Linked DNA regions of Mus musculus: region 2 is linked to region 1. A link is a loop called in an ENCODE intact Hi-C map of the cell type or tissue named here. Cell type or tissue: heart. All regions are shown on one strand.

Region 1 (2,500 bases):
ACACCAGAAGAGGGCATCAGATTTTTGTTACAGATGTTTGTGAGCCACCATGTGGTTGCTGGGATTTGAACTCAGGACCTTTGGAAGAGCAGTCAGTGCTCTTAACCCCTGAGTCATCTCACCAGCCCTTGCCTGGTCTTCTTAAGTTAATAGGAACCATCAAGTTATCAGGAACTAGGACATGGGGATAATGGAAAGGAGAAGAGATTTAGAATGCTGGATTAGCCTGAGTGAGGTACTGGGTTTGGTCCAAATGAGGGGAAGGTGAGAAAGGAGAGGGTGGAAAGTCAGAGACGAGGATGGAAGGGGGATGTGAAAGGAAAAAGAAAAGGAAGAAGGAAGGAAGAGGCCAGTAAGGTAGCTCAGTGGTAAAGGTATTTGCTACCAAGCATAACTGAATGATATCAAGGCCGCATATGGTAGAATGAGAGAACAGACTCTGGTATGTTATCTTCTGACCTGTATACCCACACCATGGTTTATATTCACTTCCTCCAGCACGTGCACACACAGAGAGAGAGAGAGATAAATGTATGTAATAAAATATTTTTAAAAGAAAAAAGCTGGGCATGGTGGCGTACACCTTTAATTCCAGCATTCTGGAGTAGAGGTAGGTAAATCTCTGTGAGTTCCAGACCAGCTAGGGCTATACAATGAAACACCATTTAAAAGAAAGAAAGAAAGGAAAAGAAAAGAGAGATAGTGTTTAGAATTGAGGTAGAGAAAGGCCAGATGTGGTGGCATGTGCTTGTAGTCACTTAAGAGGTAGAGACATGAAGATCAATGAAGTTCAAGACGAACCTGGTCTATATCCAAGATCCAGGCTAGCCAGTGAGACATCACTATCATCACCAAAAGTAGTAAAAAGAAAGAGAAAATATAGACAATAGAATTAAAAGCCCCCTTGGGGATACTGTCTATTTAGTTAAAAAGAAAATATCAGGCGATGAATATCTGGTGATGAATAAACCCAACACTCAGAAGGTAGAGGCAGGAAGATGAATTCAGTCACCCTTGGCTAAAAATCAACAGAGAAAATGGATGACTAAAAGGCACATCAGACTTGTCTGTGGCCACGGCGCTGGTAAGAATAAACAGTGGGCTACCAGCAGTGCTGCAACACAAACAATTTTCTACCTACTGTGCCCTTGGAGAAGGAGTTGCTTTTCCTTAGAATGGACGCCAGATGGCGATACATGCACAGCTAACAAAAACATCAGAGGTGCCATTTCCCCCATCTCCAGTCTTGCTGATGTCTACTGTCCCATGACCCAACTGCAAGAAGCTGTACCACCAGAGAGTCAATTCTTCACTGAAATGCTGTTGCTTTCAATACAGTCTCTCCTGAAAAAGCCAGTATTACCACACCCTTCTATTACAGAAAAGTGGACCTACTATGTAGTAAAGACAGAGATCAATATATAATATTATGTGGAGAAATGAGTAAATAAATGTACAATTAAGCACTGTCCTGCTCAAAGCAACCAATCAATAAGGAAGAAAATTAAGCAGCCCGACTGAAATCTCATGACTGTGGCTCCAACACTTGTGTGACTAGGGACATTTCACCTGCTTCTTCATAGCAAGAAGGAAACAAAATTCTTTTTTTTTTTTTTTTTTTTTTAAGAGTCATTTCTTTTTTTTTTTTTTTTTTTAAAGATTTATTTATTTATTATATGTAAGTACACTGCAGCTGTCTTCAGACACTCCAGAAGAGGACATCAGATCTTGTTACAGATGGTTGTGAGCCACCATGTGGTTGCTGGGATTTGAACTCTGGACCTTTGGAAGAGCAGTCGGGTGCTCTTACCCACTGAGCCATCTCACCAGCCCGGAAACAAATCTTGCTTGACTCAAAGAATTATTTTGAAACCAGTGAAATCCTAGTTGTAATGTATATGCACTGTTACATTAACTCACACCAAAACTTCATGATAACAGTATCTTGCTGTGCATTTCTAGAGATATGAGGGACAAAGTGGCATGTGGCCTCTGTACTCTGTCAGAGAAGGGCTTGTGTGTGTATGCACAAGTCCTGGGGGGTGGGGGGTCTGTCTGTTGCTTGGTGCTACAGGGGTCATTAAGCTCAGGAGGATTAGGAGAGCAGGGAGGGCTGGAAGCTTAAGTTTTATCCCCAAACTTGGAATGCCTCTTGCTTAGATTCTTTTGTCTTTGGAATGAAAACAGTGCATGTTTTTCAGATAAATGAAGTATGGGAATTGTTTAGACAGCAGCAGTTAGCCCCTAGTTGGCAAAGGGCACAAAAGCAAAGTAACCATGAATCAGCTTAGAAATCAAACTGCTCTTGCTCTCTAAAAGCTCATAGAAATGAATCTGTTGAAGCTGCTGCTGCTGCTGCTGGAGAGTGTCAAAACTCAGAGCTCAGGGTTGGAGAAATGGCTCAGCAGCCCTCTTCTTCCAACATGTGGGTTCTGGAACTAAACTTAGCCTATCAGTTTGGCTGCACCTTTACTGGCTAAAGTACCTTCCAGGCAGACCT
Region 2 (2,500 bases), 83 kb after region 1:
GGTCACTATGTTTATCTAAAATTTATTTCTGTTTTATTACTTTTGATTTTGATTTTTTTTTTGAGATAGGACTTTATGTCTTCTAACTCTTGGTCTTTCCACACTCACTTTCCTGTCGTAGGATCAAAGGTATGTGCCACCATAACCAATGTTTGTCTTTTTTTTTTTTTTTTTTTTTTTTTTTTACAGTATTGGGAATTTGAACCCAAGCCAACAGGCATGCTAGGCAAATATTATACTGATAAGATACATCATCAGCCTTGAGACTTCATCTTTTAAAAAGGAAAAAAGAAAAGAAAAAAGAAATGCTTAACCAAGCTATGTGGTGGTGGCACACGCCTTTAATCCCAGCACTCGGGGCAGAGGCAGGCAGATCTCTTGAGTATGAAGTCAGCCTGGTCTACAGAGTTCCAGAACAGCCAGGGCTACACAGAGAAACCCAGTCTCAAAAAAAAAAAAAAAAAAAAAAAAAAAAAAGACGAGGGGGCTGGCAAGATGGCTCAGCGGTTAAGAGCACTGACTGCTCTTCCGAAGGTCCTGAGTTCAAATCCCTGCAACCACATGGTGGCTCACACCCACCCGTAATGAGATCTGACGCCCTCTTCTGGTGCATCTGAAGACAGCTACAGTGTACTTATGTATAATAATAAATAAATCTTTGGGCCTGAGTGAGCGAGGCCGACTGGAGAGAGCAGAAGTCCTAAAAATTCAATTCCCAACAACCACATGAAGGCTCACAACCATCTGTTCTGCTACAGTGTACCCATATACACAAAATAAATAAATAAACTTTAAAAAAAAGAGAAAGAAAGAAAGAAAGAAAGAAAGAAAGAAAGAAAGAAAGAAAGAAGGAAGGAAGGAAGGAAAACCCTTGCCCAAAGACACATATTTTAAATATAGTCCAAACTTTTACCTCTTCAGTTTTATTCCCACTGCATCTTGCATGTGCCTACAGGTTGACCCAATGTAGGACCTGACTTTTGATTCAAAGTTTGCTGTTCTCTTTCTTCTTTCCTCAAATCATTAATTAGCCTTTCAGATCCAGGTCCTCCTTGCAAAAGGAGTGAGATAAATAGATCTCCCAAAAGTTTTCTGTCAACCACACATCAGTCACTGTGTCTGTAAACTTAACTTTTATTCTCCTGTAATTGTTGTCTCCAAGGTTTACTGTCTCTGTCTACTAACCTAGGCCTAGTCCTGGAAGCTTTGAACCTCTGTACAATCTTATCTAGGCCTAGAATATTTTTAGTCTCAGAGAATACACTCACCCTTTCTAGTTCTTTCTGAGCTCTAGTTGGCTGATTCAACTCAGCTGTTCTGACTCAAACGCCTCTTAAGGCTGACTGACTGAATCTGGATTCTCTCTCAGCCTCTGACTTAATTGGTCTGCTTGGCCTCATATTAACTTTGACAGTCTGTTCTAATCTTCTGACTTCTCATTCTCTGGCTTGTTCTGTCTTCACCCGTGTCTGGCGTGTTCTCTCTGCATCCTGTCTCTGCACAACTGCCCCGGTAAAACTGCTTCCTTCCCTTTCCTTCTCCCTCTGCCCTGGCCTTCAAGTAGCTTCCCTTTCCTCTCTCTTCTCCTGGGAGTTGGGCAGATCCTATCCTGTCTTATTCTGTCAAATCGTTCTCACTTTTTCTGCCACTCAATTAGACATCACTTACAAACATGGGTGCTTTCTTCTACAAGCTAACTTTATCTTTGTTTTTTGGGATTAGGTTTGTTCTTAGGTGTGTACAAAGGGCACGTCTGAATTCCAGACAGAAGGATTAAAGGTGTGTTAAGGCTGAGCTACACCACAATTAGAAACAGGGTTTTTGTTTTGTTTTGTTTTGTTTTTTCAGTAAATAACACAGTGTGATCAAATATTCTGCAACATATATATTATCTCATTTAATTTTCTCAGCCTATGGTATCAGTATTATTGTCCCTATTTTGACAAAGAAAAAAGCAGGGGTAAAAATGGTTAATATGAAGGCCTACTAAACACAGTTCAATCCTCAAGAACACACATTATACTCATAGATCAATGCATCCCTCAACACTCATCTGAGAGGCAATAGATGCTGATTAACACAGAGACCCATAACTAGCCAAGGATTGGTAAGAGAATAAGAGACCTCAGAATGGTCAACCTTCAATGGAATATGTGTACTGTACCCCCTCCTACAAAGGCTTAGGGAGTCATTGCTGAAGAAGAGTAAAGAGTGTGAGAGCCAGAGGCAGCAGTTGACAACTGGAAACTGTATTCTGGACACAGCAGGGCAGCTGCTCATATGAACTCACAACAGTTGTGAATACATACACAAAACTTGTGCAAGTCCAAGCCATACCAAATCCCAGCATGCAGATGGAAGTTGGACAATCCTACTATTTATGGACCCACTGGCAATTGCTAGCAACTAGGAAAGGGAGAAACAGTTTTGTCTATGAGTGTAGCCCTTGTTAAGTCAACTATGCTCAACTGGAAGACCACACACATATCCAAGAATATTT

The links. A loop is a pair of places that touch in the nucleus more often than their neighbours do. Peaks named below come from ENCODE experiments on the same cell type or tissue, not always from the same donor. Only the 100,000 strongest peaks of a DNase experiment are listed, where the experiment ranks them.
Region 2: it touches region 1 in a loop (2.2-fold over the local background); 2 of 42 quality-filtered maps call a loop at or near these places.

The regions. Positions count from the first base shown.
Region 1 is chr7:102,416,323-102,418,822 of GRCm38, reverse strand. All of the region lies in intron 6 of Stim1 (stromal interaction molecule 1), which reads right to left. Among named protein-coding and RNA genes, the nearest start is that of Rrm1, 24 kb to the left of the region's middle. In heart, a CTCF peak has its summit at 1,175 (motif pointing right); a DNase peak (open chromatin) is centred at 1,212.
Region 2 is chr7:102,332,834-102,335,333 of GRCm38, reverse strand. The region is part of intron 1 of Stim1 (stromal interaction molecule 1); the gene reads right to left. Among named protein-coding and RNA genes, the nearest start is that of Stim1, 66 kb to the right of the region's middle. In heart, no CTCF peak of the experiment used is centred here; a DNase peak (open chromatin) is centred at 1,473; H3K27ac peaks cover 446 bases.